Linked DNA regions of Mus musculus: regions 2 and 3 are each linked to region 1. The links are chromatin loops, found by intact Hi-C in ENCODE. Cell type or tissue: left cerebral cortex. All regions are shown on one strand. Links, peaks and the distances in the headings refer to the core of each region. The heading gives the core; the rest is flanking DNA.

Region 1 (5,075 bases), core at 1,645-4,144:
CTACTGAGTTTCGTCATTTTTTTTTTAAATCTATCAACAATGACTCCATTATTCAGTAATTGGGTCCATAACTTTCTGAAGTTTTCATATTCCTGTGATAGAGTGATGGAAGTTTAGTAATTCTTTGAAATATAAAATTACTTAGGATTATTGCTTTTAGGCCTTTTGGCTAAGATCAAGTGTAAAATTATTTAGGATTAATAATCTCATCCCTAAGTGGAAGATGGAGGGGCTTTAAGGATGCACTTCCCTAAGTTTTAAAGTACTAAAGCTTTAGTGATGTTTCCAAGGGTTAACTCCCCAATGCCAGTGACAAACGGATTTCATTTGCCAACATCATTTACTTCTTAGCATTACTCCATACTAGACAGAATAAATGGAGGCCAGAGTGTAACCAATACGTCTACTCATTCACTTCTGATGCCCATCTGGGCATGTTATCCATCCTAATAAAGAAAATTTATCATAATGCAACTTAATGTGATTATCCTTCAAATGGCTCCTTCTGCCTCCAGTGAACAACAGCCAGCATTTTCAAGTTGGAATTCTGCAAAACTCTCTTCTGATTCCTCTTTAAAATGCAATTCACAGCTTGAGCTCACAGAGCCTGCCAGTGGCTGAATGGCTGCACTAGGCGGCTGAGAGTCCTTCAATTAAGCAGCAATTTTGCAATTAGTGGAAACGAAGTGCTTCATAACAATTGTTTGAAAACAAGTTGAGACAAGTGAGCAATTACCCCATTAAAAAGAGATACTCACTGTCACAGGACCAAAAGAGCCCCCTCACACAAACGGAAACCGTCCCCACAAGGAGAGAAACACAGGCTGGTGTTTTAACCATTAGCAGGAGATCAGTACACTATAACTGCTGCAGCAGGAGTGTGTCTTCCATAACAGTCAAAGGTTTAGCTGCCCTCCTCTTGCTGTGTTCTGTTTTCATTCAGAAAATCCACAACTGCTCTTTGCTCTACTCCGGGACTAAATTCCTACACCTTAAATTCTTAATGAACTACTTGTGTGTGACCTTTCCTTCCATGTCGTGCATCTCAGATTCTCTTGGTGATTAGAAGATAACATCTATAGAACCCAAATCTGCCAACTGTGCTACAATTTACAACATATAGGGTATGTGGAGTGTGGGGAAAGAAGGGGGGAAGGGGGAGATGGATTTTACTAAAGGCTTCAAAGATGAATCTAAAAAAGAATAAAAACAAGCTGGTTGCTATACTATCAGGTGGGCGTGCTCAGCCTGCTCCGTGTGCCAAGCTACAACCCAGAGCTATTTATATTCGGAAGAAATGAGATTATTGGGACTATTAAAAAGAATTGGACTCTTAAAACATTACAGGAAGCTGGGAACAGCTTATATTTTAATGGTGCCCCCTTTAAAAGAAAATCCAAGACTTTGTGCTAGGATTTTAGAAATTTGCATTTACATTTAATATGATTTCTCCCTCCCAGCGAGTCAAGATGAACTAGAAGTAACCCAGCTCCTTTTCTCTCTTGGGACCTTTAGGAGATTTAAGCAACCATGGCTGCAGTTTAGGCAAATGATCACTTTCTAGGTTCCTCTTGTATGCAGTTAAAAGGGTGCATACTTTCAAGGCATCCTAAACCAGATTTCCTAAATGATTTAATTTCTGGATGCATAAAGGTTTGCAATCCTTTCAAATGACCTTAAGTAGCACCCTAAAACAAGCATGATTCCAAACTACAAACTAAGCTCTGAATGGGCTGTGAGAGACTCTAGAAGTATGTGAAAAATTACTGTTAGTCTGTTTTAAAAAATGTTATGTCTAAGTGTGTCTGCAATGGTCTAATGCTTCAAGATGTCTACGTCATGCACAACAGTCTTGTTTATCTGGGAATTATTTCTTTCTTCCTGAATCATTTATAAACAGGAAAATTTTAATGACGTAAAACAGTTCTCTATACAACGTGTGTTCTGTGTCGTTGTATTTACTATTAATATTTACCAATATTTATCCCATTTTTACAAAATAACATAGAAGAGGAACAGAAAACAACTTTATGATTCTGGAATTCCAATAATGGTAACTACCATATTTCAAATTCCAGTAGAGATTACGTTTCAACAAGTCTCTCTCTCTCTCTCTCTCTCTCTCTCTCTCTCTCTCTCTCTCTCTCTCTCTTGCCTTGGGGAGGAGGGGAGGAAGAACAAACCAAAACCTCCAAACCTTATGAAAAATCAGTGAACTGCAGTAATTATTTTTAAAGCTCCCTAATGTTATTTCATCCTCTGCGCCTGACTAAGCCTATTGTGTGTAACAGCTTGAACCGCTCTTGTTCTAACCTCAGATACCTCCGACCTGAAAATAGTGTCTCAAACTTACAGGGGCCCGGATGCTTAGAGGAATCAAACCCGTAAATAAAATAAATAAATAAATAATGCAACAAGACAAAACAAAAATCAATCGAAGGATCAAAATGGCTTTTGACCTTATAACTAATGTATAAAAGAATCGATTTTTGGAGAAGAATTAAAAGAGGGGTATATTTTTCAGTAAGTTGATCCAATTGTTGGGAAGGGGGAGTCATTTAGCCTTTCATATACAATTAGATAACAATTACTGTTCCTAATTATACATCGCTTTCTTTTTAAAAAAAGGATAAGTTCTAGAAGGATTAATAAACAGGCAGAAACATACTTCCAGACAAGAACATCCTGTATTCTTGTGAGAGGGGCTAAAAGGCTGTTGTTGACGCTGAGAAGACGGATATTTTAGGATGCCGGGAAGACCCTCAAGTAAGATCAAGAAAATCCTAGCACTTAGTCAATGGTATCTCAAAGCACCCCGGCAACTCAAGGAAAGAAATGCAACAAGCCAAAATTCCGAACCGAGCCGCACATCTTCAGGAAGCTGTTTCAAAACGCCACTCAACAAGTTTCTACTCGCAACCCCCATAACGACCAGCAAAACTGCCCCTAAAACACTTCCCCGCCCCCATTCGACGAGCCCCAGCAGCTACTCTTGCCAGTGTGGCCAGAAGAGGGCACCCTCTACCTTCCTAGCTCAGCTCTCCTGGCCCTCCCCTCCCTCCTCCTTGGATCCTCCCTCTCTCCCTCCGGCTCCCCCCATCCCCAAGTCCCCATCCCCAGTTTCCTAGCCCAGGCTCCACCCCCAACTCACGAATTGTTTTCACTAAAACACCAGTTCAAACTCAAACTCACAGCCTGTGGCTCACCGCCCTCAGCAGCCCCGGGGGGAACAACACCACCCCCCCCCCACCCCCGGCAGCAATTTCCCCTTCTTCCTTGTCATCAAGCACAAAGCCCCCATCTTCAGCTATTTCTTTCTACGCTTAGGTCGCTTATCCATTGCTCTTCCTGTTTCAGCATCCCTGGAAATCAAAACTAGCCTCTTCATCCTCCATAAACACCCAACCTACTCCCGGATGAAAGTCAAAACTTTCACTTCCTCAGGAGGATGCCCAAAGGGAGGTGCGCAGGATGGACAGAGGGTCGGATACAGGCTGTCCTGGAGTTCCGCAGACCCTTTCAGGCCCCAGCGATAAGAAGGGTCCCAAGTTTTCCTAGTTAAACGTTGACCTTGGACCTGTAAGTAAGCTTTGGTAGTACTCCCTAGAGAGCAGGTGACAGTGAACAGCCTGTTGTGATACCCAGGAAAAGAGATGAGGACAGAAGGCGCCAAGACCCATTCTCGGACTACACACCACCCCGGTCCAAATTTGCGTGGAGAGTGCCTAAGCCGGTGGTAAGGGCTCTCATCCCAGCCCTGTCCCGGTGCCATCCGTCTGAGCCCCCAACAGCTGTCGCTCTATATCTCTCTCACCACCCTTCCTCGTCTGCGGGAGGACTTCGGGGATCCCCGGGACGCAGGCTTAGCTCCCATGGCGCAAGTCGTCCTCTTCCCTTGGCTTTTTCTCTCACACTGAAGGGATTCCTGGGGTCGCACTGTCCCTCAGAGTCGTGGGATCCCGGGAGAACGCTCCCCAGGAGCAAGCCCGCCCCTCCGCTGTCCCGGGACGAAGGTGAAGCCGGAGTTCTGCAGTCCCACAACTTCTCAGTCCCCTAGCCAACTTTCCCGGGCGCACGCGCCTCTGGCTCTCGCACTTAGCCCCACGCCCCGCAGTCGCCTACCTCAGGGTCCACACAAAGCTCTCGGATCCCCGGCAGTGGAGTCACATTGTTGTCACGCTTCTGGTCCCTGCGCCCTGCCCTGGGCCCCGTGCGCTTTCTCGTCTGCCCCAAGGCAGTGGTGGCAGTTGAAGGAACCGGGTCTCATCAAAGCCTCCCAGGCGGAGGTGGCGCGCCGCCCCAGGCGGTTTCCTTCTCCAAGCCCGGGAGTCCCGGGCGCACTGGGAACCGTGCGACAGCCAGCCAGCGGGTGCGCCCCGGCACGGCAGCAGCGACGGGCACCCAGAGCTCAGCCAGAGCCAGGCACTGGGGTCAGACATTATTTAGCTCTTCGGTTGAGCTTCGATTGGTCAGACAGCGCCGCCCCTATCCCCTCCCTGCTCCGCCGCGCCACCGATACCCATTGGGGTGGCTGCTTAAAGGGGACGACGCGCCTTTTCCTTGCGGGGGCTCAGCCCTCGGAAGCCCTCGGAAGCCCTCGGAAGCCCTCGGGGTATCCCTGATCGCCTTGCACTGGCTTCTCTCCATTTCCCCGGAGCTCGCTGCTTAAACCCAAAGCTCTGTGCCTGCCCTCTGCGGTCTCCGCAGGGTGCCCTTTGCTAGGAGGGGTGGTCGAATCCCGGTTCCTAGGCACCCTACTCCCCGCAATGTGCTCTAGAGTAGGAGGAAGCGAGTGTGAGTCTCACACGTTCAAATCTTTCTCCCCTGGTTTGCAACTCTCCCCATCTTTTCCATCCCAGCACCCAAGTTCTGTGGGAGAGGGCGTGCATCCACCCCCACCCCCAGGCCCCGGCCCCAGACACACCTTCCCGCACCTTCCCGCACCACAAAGCTAGAAAAAGCGAACACACAATGAAACTACACAGAGTGTGCGGGGTTATGGTTTACTCCGCTACCTTAAACACATCGGCTTAACCAGAGTTTGCGCCCTGACCTCTCCGGAGTGTGCCTAATAG
Region 2 (5,075 bases), core at 1,565-4,064, 1.6 Mb after region 1:
CATTGTCTGGAAGGTAAGTAAGAGTGATGATAATAGTATATAATGTTTATGGGAAGGACCTCATTGACCAACAACCCCCAAACAAGTAAACATACCTGGCAGTAGTTATTTTACTTGGTAGTCTGTTTTGTCTGGAAATGATCCCATGCCTAGCCGCATTGGAAAGTAACCACATTTGAACTTTGATATGTACATATATATATATATAGGTGTAGGATGCCTCTATAGTAAGTGGTTTCTACATGGGTAGAACAGGTCTTTGTGTTATACCTCCTGAAGTAGGAATTTCTTGATTTGTTGTTATATTACTACCCCATCATTCTTGCTTGTTTGCTCTCAGTGTTAGGCAATATTTTTCTAGAGGCTCTTTTATGAGAAGATGTTTTGCTGAAGCAGATAAGTGAAAGGATGTTTTGCTACTAACACACACGTGATGTTTTCCTGGAACCTGAGCGGTGAAAGGGCTTATAATGTGGTGCTGGAGCAGATGCCTCAGAAAACCTTTTGATGCTTAGAAAGAGTATATACCCAACATGCAGTAGACTAGACTCTGGCATTTGCTCACCTTCCTGGTCTTTTGTTGGGCTTCTCTAATGCTGGTCTTCACTTATGACACTTCTGCATTGTTCACTGTGCTTTCTTCACTAAATTTCACCCCTGTTTCCTCTGGTTTGAGCCATCGATGCTGATTTGAGTAGACTGGGTTGTTTACAACCAAGATTGGAACCACCCACAAAGAATTACTATTAAACAGGTTCATATCCCACTTGTCCTATTAGCCATCATTTTTCCCTACTTTTGCTTGGTGGGCTATACGGGAGGTTGAAGCATTTAAGAGCCTTTATTAATGTAGGCTTTTCAAAATATAAGCCTACAATCTCATATTTTTCTTGTCTATCCTGGTTTGCCATCCTCCACCCCATGTAATAATTTCTATTTCATGACTCTATACTTATACTGCCTGTATTCTACCCTCTTCCTCTGAAATACCCCATGACCTCTTACTAGCTTTCTGACTTTATGTGTACTCAAATATAAACACACACATAAAAATTCAAAGCAAGTGTCATCTGCACAACTTTGCAGAAGTTGGGGAGGAATGATTATAAGATCCAGAGGTTACAGATGTCTGAAATGTAACAGTATTTGTTGGCCAAAATATGGCCACTGAAAACATGAATGCATAGCAGCTATGACTTCATGCATAAGCTGACACAAGATCAAGCCAGATGAAATCTCAGCATAAGTGATGCAGGAGCTCATGTGATAGCCCCATCCCCATTGCCCAAATGTGGCTCTATCAGCAATTGTTGGTTGATGAAAGGCAAAATGTCAATTTTCTTCATGGATGAGGTTCGTGAGAGGGGACCCATGCTTGACCAATGGCCATCCAGCAATGCATTTTATAGACAGCACTAAGAGAACACAGTGAGTTAGATAAGTGAAACAGGCAAAGTTGAGATGGAAAAGCAGCAGCTGTGGTAGGGTATAGAGGAGAGATTGGAGAACGCATGAGTCCATATAAAAGCATATATGCATGCATGAAATTCTCAAACATAGACATAATGAAAATTATATTACCACCCCATAATTCTTTCTTGCTTACAGTATCAGATAATGTCTCTGCCTCAACTGAATCAGTTTATGGTGGCAACTCAGCTGTTGTCAAAACTACCCAATTTTTTTTCATCAGTTCAAGCATCTGTTACAAGAGTCAGCAATTCGTTAGTAATTCTTTGGCTCTGAGAATGGGGTGCTGGTTGAGAATAGATGACATCATACCAGCTTCTGTTTTCTGAATGTGTTAAGTGTCTTGTTTTTCCACAGTTGGTTTCAATATCTGAGACTCTGGTATGGCCCTACACATACATGCTCATGCTTTGCTTTGTTGATGAATATTTTTATATTATTGTTGCTGGGGTTACAATCTCAGCTTGAGCACACTTACTTAACTTAGTTTTAGTTCAGGTTAAGTCCGATGGGATGTTCACAGTTCTTTGTTCCTTAACACCTACTGTTCTTACTTGGGGAAGTTATAGCTCTAGAGTTTAGAGAAACGAGTTTGAAGAACTCTGTGTGCTTCCCATGCAGTTCCTCTTTCTCCCTGTTCTCGCCCAGCTTAACAGGTAGCATCACACCAGAGCAACACTAAGTGATTTCTCACATTTGCTTCACCTAGATGTGAAGTCTGGCATCTGAAATGGTGCTTTTGTGATCTTGGATTCTGGAGGCTTTCTTTTCTGTTTTGTTTGTGAAACATGAGACTTGGAAATGGAGTTCTCTCCCTTCCCTACAGTTTTGATTGAGGTCTCTGTTTTGGTTCATTACTTTCTTTACAAATGTAACCTTCATTACTTCCAGGTTTTGATCTACTATTTCAGTACTACATTTCCTATCATATTTCCTTGTTTCTCCATGCTTCCTATCTCTTTTTGAAGTAATGGATCAATGTTTTCTTCTTGATTCATGGGGCTTTAGAAAAATGTTCTGTCTCTAGTCTGCCACCTGCTGGTTTATTACCATGCTTTTAATGACTTTATTATAGTTCAACATAATAATCTCTTTGGAGCAAAATGTTATTTACCATGTTTCTGATAAAGATTTACATGATTTTATTGCATTTTCTATGACAACTATTCCATTTGCTGGATTTGGTAGGTATCTTTTTTAGAATGGTAGGGTATTAATAGTTAATATTATCTTTTGTATCTCTTTCCTCAGATTGTTTTGTTTTGTTTTTCATTTTTCTTTCTTTGTTTGTTGTTTTTTAAATTATTCTGGAGATGAAACCTAGAGCTTTAAGCATACTAGGCAAGTACATCACCACTGAATTATATCCCAAACTCAGGTTTGAATTTAATTGTGAATCTAGCAATTTCTTTCTTAGGTATCTTAGCCCATGCTGCAGATCACCAAAATCATGGCAACATACATATGGAGGCCAGGAAACCACTTTGATTAGTGACCTCTTCCTTGACTCCTGTACAGCTTGTCTTTTCTGAAGGCTAATGACTTCCCTGATAAGCTAAACATCTTCAAATGCAGACCATGGGTGACTTGGACCAGAAATCTTCACCAATATGCTGATTTGCATTGGCAGAATCACAAGGATGTATTTCAGAAAAACATGCTGTTCTTTAGTCCTCTAATTTAGTGTATTAACTGTCTGTGTCAATGATGGCAAATATGTGACACAAATTTCATTCTTCTTATCCATTGTAAATATAAAATGCCCTCTGAATCTATTGGCTTATTTCTTCTTTTAGAGATAAAGCATGTTTTATTTCATTGGAGTATTTCACTGGGTCACTTGGAGGAAACATCCCAGTTGATTGATGACCTAAATATGACAAAGAGACAAAGCAAATTATGCCTCTTGGACATTGGTTTTTGGTGAATTGAATAATTTGATTCATAATACTTATACTATTCAATTATATAATAGATTTTAGTCTGAATTAAGTAAATTTATTTTATAATATTAATTACAGATTAATAATTTGCAACTTTTTAGGGGATACCTCAAGAAGTGGCATCTAGTCAAATTCTGGGGAAGGGGGATGAGGATACAATAGCAATTAGACATAGATACTGTCTCACATTTAAAGAATGAGGTTAACTACATGTCCATAATCTGATGGTAAATGGTCTTATTCAGAGTCACCCCAAGATTCAGGGACTTCTGCCTCTGGGTCACTTAGCAGAGAATTTTAGTTGGCATGCTTAATTTGCCACAGTATAAATATAACACAAAATGCAATTCTTTATGAACATTCAATCTTAAGAAGAAGGCCATACGTTTTTATAAAATAGGATCAGTTCATTGTGCCAGAAATTATTGGACAAATAATTCATCAAGCAAATAATTCAAACTTCTGAAAGGAGAGGAAAATCAAGCAACAAACCAAAGATACTTAATGAACTTAAAAGTACATTCCTCACAGTAGACGGTGAGCAGGGTAAGGAAGAATGAGGCATTTGCAACACATCTCTAATGTGTCTATAACTGTGTTTTTGGAAGAAAATAACACGATTCCATAAAACAATGGGGAAAGAAGATCAGTCCTTACATGTGTAAACATAGGAGTTTCAGGATGTTATACAACAAACAAACAAACAAACAAAGAGACAGGGGACCTTAGGGAAAGGAGGGGGGATGAAGAGGGTGAGGGGGATAGAGATAAGCAGCACTCTCTTAGGACATTGAGATATCCTTTTCTTATACTATTTGATATCAAATTCCAGAATTTATGAATTCAGAGTTTGAGATTGCACCAGTCTGGTCCTGCCTCTAAAAGGCACTTTTAACCTTCAGTCTCAACTGAGAGCTGCACTCTCTTTCTTTCTTTCTTTCTTTCTTTCTTTCTTTCTTTCTTTCTTTCTTTCTTTCTTTCTTTCTTTCTTTCTTTCCTTCCTTCCTTCTTTCTTTTGCTATTCAGACTCAGACTCTGCTGGACAACAGCTTTCCTGGGAATCCAGCTTTTAGGTGACATAAGGAAGGACATTTTAGCCTCCACATATTCCTGCCATTTCTACAACATATCACAGCTGCTCTTACTCCCCTTCCTCTCTTGTGCCCTGCCCTTCCATTCCTTCTCCTTCCCCTTCTTCTTCTTCTTACTTACACATATATGCATAGATAGATATCTAAATACATCCATACCATATATGGTACAACTCTGATAAAAAACAAAACAAAACATGGCTTTCTATCAGTTAGTTCTTAAAAACTTCATAGTGGCTTAAAATATAAAGAATCTACTAATATATAGTCTTACTTGAAGTATGTACGCCTCTAGGAGTTAAGCAGAATCCGTAGTTTTACATTTATTTTTTAAGTAGTAAAGCCAAGAAAATTTTATGATGTATAATAGTTTATAAGAATTGAAGCAAAACATCTCATCTCCCTTAAAAGGAATTCATCTTTGCTCATATATATATATATGTGTGTGTGTGTGTGTGTGTGTGTGTGTGTGTGTGTGTGTGTGTGTGTGTTTAAACACATAAACACAGGTATCCATTGAGGCCAGAAGAGCTTATCTGAGCCCCTGAAACTGGAATTAGATACTACAGTA
Region 3 (5,075 bases), core at 1,565-4,064, 1.0 Mb after region 1:
CTATAACAATCATTATGATAGCACTAGCTAATGTACAGTGCTTACCGTACTTCAGGCACATGGGCTATGTCAGTTAATTCATCAGACATCTCATCATTAGTTCTCTCTGGTCATTGGAGAACCTTATGGCTCCAAGATTTTAATGACAATCCCCAGTTCACACTCTAAGACAAAACACTGTGTCATCTGCTGGGACACCGACATTGGTTTATTTTATTTTGTTTTATTTTATTTTATTTTATTTTATTTTATTTTATTTTATTTTATTTTATTTTTGAAGGGATAACTCTTGGTTTTCACAGTAAGATTTATTGTACACTGGCCACAGTGGACAGATCAAATCCTAATGGTATACTTAAAGCTTTGCCAGATAAAAGGTCAAGGTATTCATTAAAGCCCCACTCACTCTCCTTTTGTGCATAGATACTCAACATGCTTGAATTCCTAACAGGGAGAGAACCCAGAGACCCTGCCATCATTATTCTTCCCTTCTCTGGACCCTCTTGTGTTTTGCTTCCTCAGCCACATGTAGAATTCTGTTGTGGGATGAATACCAGATTTCACCAGCAAGGGATAAAGGAAATCTCACAAGGACAGTGAATAGCTGAGAGTGCAGAGACACAGGGAATTAAAGCATGGAGAACGAAGCCAGGGGTTTCAGAGTTAACTAGAACTTCCCCCTTGGATGGATGCATTCAAGGCAAGCTAGGCAAATGAGAGCATTGATCTCCAGGTATGGTTCATTTTTCTATCTTGGCTGAAAATAGTGCCCTCAGTTTTTGAAATATTGGAAAATAATCTACTTTTCTACATAGCAAGACTATCTTCTTAGGAAGTCACCAAGCACTACTGGAGATGCAAAGATGTCTGCTGAGAACACTATTAATTTTTTTTTTTTTTTTTTTTTTGCTAAAATGATATAATACTGCCATTAGGATTGGGAGTCAATTGTTGACAAAATGTTTACTTTAAGCCACTATACTACATAATGAACAGGACATCTCTTATCTATTGAATTAAATTTAATTTTATTAACTTTATGTATTTATTATGTACCGTGTCACACAACACATACTGATGGAGCAAGCATTTAAGATACAATGTCCCCTATATCAATGTTAACTGGGAAGCTAGCCTATTTATTTAGGTAACTATAGTAACTATTTTAGACATTGTAATCATAGTGAACTTTTCTGAGATATTTTTTTATGCCCATAAAAAAAAATCAAGGAACTCTGCCAGAAAGGGGGACAGTTAAACAGGCCCTTGACATAAGAGAAGGATTTTCTAGTGTTTGCCAAATGCAGGGCTATGATGTGTTGACATCAAATGTGAATGCTAGAGAAAAGCAGCGAGAGAGGGCTTGCTTCCGTTTGCCTGGGAGTGTTATTAGATCCCCCATAGTGTGTGGACAAGGGGGAGGAGATGAGACTAGGAGTGCATGTGGAGGTTTTATTTTGAACATTTTCAAATTCCCTCCCGACTCTGCTCCTTTCCCACAACTGCCTAAATCTTTTATGACCACGACGTTTAGGCTTTCGTAATTTCAGGAAACTCAATGAAGGCAATTTATCACAGCCAATCCACAACTGACAACCCTCCCTAAAGTTATTTGTTTTTAACATCGCTGTCTTGTGCTCTTACTGGAATAGCTGACATCTTAACCATGCACCGGTTCACTTTACAAAACATCTCCATAGCACTGCACAGAAGTGCTGTGCTGAATGAAACACGGAACTGGGAACATTGATAGTTTTATTTTTAAATGTAGCTATTGTTTCCCCAAGTTATTGGTATTGTTTTCTTTCTTCCCAGAGATCTAAGATCCTGCCAGCTTTGAACTGGCTGATGTTCAGTAGTTGTTGGGTTAGATGAGTGGAGTCAAACAAATTTGGAGGCTTTTTTTTAGAATGGAAAATTTTACTATGCTCATCCTGGTGTGCTGAAAAAGGATCTGTATGGTGAATGCTTCCGTGTAAGAAAAGTTGAAGAAATTCATCTTAGAGTTCAGATGAAGTATAGACCTTTAGGTAAGAGGGATCTATTGTTAAAGAGACTGCAACTCTGTAGAGGAGGCTTGGGACCTGTACTTTTCCCTAAAAATCAAAAACAAAAACAAAAAACAAACAAACAAAAAAAACACAAAAAACCATTCTGTCTGTCTGTCTGTCTGTCTGTCTGTCTGACTGTCTCTCTCTCTCTCTCTACACACACACACACACACACACACACACACACACACTATACACCGATATAGAATTAGCTCAATGAAGTTATCATCAAAATATTAATAGCAACTTCATAGAAAACTGAGGTTTCCGGATATCAGGAATCTCATTCTTCAAACATAAGTTTTATACAAAGTGTAACTATATAAATGAAAAACATTTCAAAATTGTTTGGCACACTTCAGAGTCTTCTTAAATCAAATGAAGTAAGCGCGTTTGACCTTTTTAGTTCTACCACTAACTATTTCTTTGGAGCATATCCTTAAGCTCTCATTTTCTTTATCTTGTTTTCTCCATCGTCTGTTCTGGGAGCCCCAAAACTCTACCCATCTTTCATTCAAGAGTGCATCCTGAACTCCTAGCCTCATTTGCTATTTGCTGCCCCCTGCTGGCATCAGGTGACAACACCTTTCTACTTAAGCTGGAGTTTGGTGGGGTGCCTTCTATTAGTTCTACATATGGAAGAAAAATGTGTTCTTGAAAGTATGAAGGAAATCGTCTTGTTAATTTCCAATAAATTCCAAAGTGACTTATTAAAGGTATGGTCTATAAAGTCTTAAATAAAACTAATGGATCCCTAAAAACATGTGAAACATACTAACCCCACTAGCCCCATCTCCTCTTAGGTGGCAGGCGATTCCCATTCTGAGCTAGTGAAAGACTGCATGTGTTCATCACATTGGTTTTAAATGGAATGCAAACTTGCTGCAACCTCTATCCTTTTCTTGGTTGTATTTCTGTTTTATGTTCTTTATGCTGAAACACAAAAATGTTAATCAGAGGACACAGTCACATAAATGCTCAGATGAACAAATCTGAGCTTCTTATGTGCCTCTAACACGTATATTGGTGGGTGGTATAGTTATGCTAAAAGTATTGAATATCAATACGGAGTAGGATGGTGTTAGATTACATGCTTGTGTCTCTCAGTTAAATTTTGATTACCAATATAAAGAACGAGATGACTCAGAGCTCTGAGATCTAGGCAAAAAGAAGTAATTTTGTACAAAATAATATCTAAGTAAGGCATAACTTAGATATTATTCGGTAATGGAGAAGTAGAATATTTATGTTTAAGTTATATTTTTAGAGATTCTTTAAAATGTTTATATCTTTGGTTGGTTCTTGTATTAATTACCTTCTCACTACTGTGAGAAAATCATGTGACAAAGCCAACCTAAGGGAGTAAAGGGTTTATCTAGGCTTGCAGTTCCAGAGGGGAAAGGTCCACCATGAGGGAAAGTCATGACTCCAGGCATGGAAGACATGGCGGAAGTGATAGAGGCCCACTGCTCACATTGCATTCACATTCATAAAGCAATGTCAACAATAAATGGGGCACCAGTTATAAAGCCTTAAAGCCTGTCCCCAGTGTCTACTTCTTCACCTGAGGCTCCACCTCCTAAGGGTTTTACAACCTTCCCAAACAGTGCCACCAGTGAGGGACCACCGGTACAAATTGGGGAGCAAGGGGAATACCTTGAAACCGTATCAGTCCTTCACTACTTCTATTTCTGATGTATCCCACAGGCTTTTAGTTCTCTGTTCTCACCTCTGCAGTACAAATTATCATCCCAGCACTCCCTGCTCTTGCTAAACTTTGGAGTTGATAAACCAATATCTGTGGGTATTTTTGCTTTATATCAAAGAAATCTGTTTAAGATCAAGATACCCTTTAGCTCGTTGTATATTCTACTTCCTCATGTGTCAGAAAGCACTTGGACTTGGGGAGAATTCTCTCCATACTCTGCTACTTCCTCCATACCACCTGCTGTGTGGATAAGCAAGCATAAGAGGGATGACATTGGCAAAAATCTTGTGGTTTTTGCAGCACAATCAATGGACAACTGGATTTGTTTTTTCTTTTATGGTTTTGCTATATTTTTTTAGTTTCTACATATAATATAATCTGCCTTTGTATGTTATTGGATTTGTGAGTCTATCATCGGAACTGAGGGAACAAATATTTGGAGGCAATTTCCCATCGTTGTGAGTAAACTCTTCATTATGGATATTTAAAATGATGAACAATGGAGTCTTCAGATCGAGGAAGAAGGAATATAGGCACAGGCACAGCAAAGGGATAAACATCACTGGCATTAGAAGTCACAGAGCAACTGGCTTCAGTGGTCAAGTGCATAGTATAGAGACTTCGTACCTTTCCTATAGAACCTACAGGGTCAGAACTTACTTATGGAGCTCCCAGAAAGACCTGCTGAATTACAGGCTCTGACTGAGGGCTACGTCTTCCTGTTAATAGAGATATGTTTATTGCCTCATTTTTAGAGACTGGTATAAACTGACACATGTGTCCCCTCTTCTCTGAGAGTGCTTGACACCCATGTTTTGTTTTTTATTCTGCTAGGAAATCTCAGATCATTTAATGCATTTCTTTCCCTATGTGTGGAAAGTTGGCCTGTCTAGAAGTTAAAGATCCATCTCCTTTAGTCATCTAAAAATAGACATATTTCCCAAGAAATATAACCTGGTGGTTTTAGGACCACAGTATTTTATTCAAATTCCAAATGGAGATAAGAGGTAGGAGAAGGTACTTGGATTGAAATTCAGACAAGCTTGGCTGTGAATTGTGCTACACCATTCTTGGTTGGGATATGGTTCTTGTTGGCCCTTTGGAGCTCTACAAACCTGTTTCTTCACATTCAATGGAAAACAAAAGAAACCGAGCCTACATGGAATGACTTTGGCAGAAGTAAGTGTGATAAAAGAGTGGGAAAGAGAAGTGTTGGTTGAAAGGCCAGAGGAGTAAATGATGTCTCCAGGAGACAAGGGAAGGCCAAGCTAGGATTGAGACTGAATGTCCCAGCCAAATGATTGGTTTTCCAATAG

What was found. Hi-C counts contacts between places; a loop is a spot of excess contacts. Peaks named below come from ENCODE experiments on the same cell type or tissue, not always from the same donor. Only the 100,000 strongest peaks of a DNase experiment are listed, where the experiment ranks them.
Region 2: it touches region 1 in a loop (4-fold over the local background); 4 of 42 quality-filtered maps call a loop at or near these places.
Region 3: it touches region 1 in a loop (8-fold over the local background); 15 of 42 quality-filtered maps call a loop at or near these places.

Annotation. Positions count from the first base shown.
Region 1 is chr2:109,692,957-109,698,031 of GRCm38, reverse strand. It overlaps Bdnf (brain derived neurotrophic factor), which reads right to left and starts at 4,469. Exons shown (of 2, transcript NM_001048142.1): 1 at 4,123-4,469. In left cerebral cortex, for the core only: a CTCF peak has its summit at 3,003 (motif pointing right); DNase peaks (open chromatin) are centred at 3,010 and 3,688; H3K4me3 peaks cover 1,498 bases; H3K27ac peaks cover 18 bases.
Region 2 is chr2:108,107,757-108,112,831 of GRCm38, reverse strand. No RefSeq gene overlaps it. Among named protein-coding and RNA genes, the nearest start is that of Gm23749, 30 kb to the right of the region's middle. In left cerebral cortex, for the core only: a CTCF peak has its summit at 2,513 (motif pointing left); a DNase peak (open chromatin) is centred at 2,492.
Region 3 is chr2:108,687,818-108,692,892 of GRCm38, reverse strand. No RefSeq gene overlaps it. Among named protein-coding and RNA genes, the nearest start is that of Gm39905, 190 kb to the left of the region's middle. In left cerebral cortex, for the core only: a CTCF peak has its summit at 2,613 (motif pointing left); a DNase peak (open chromatin) is centred at 2,609.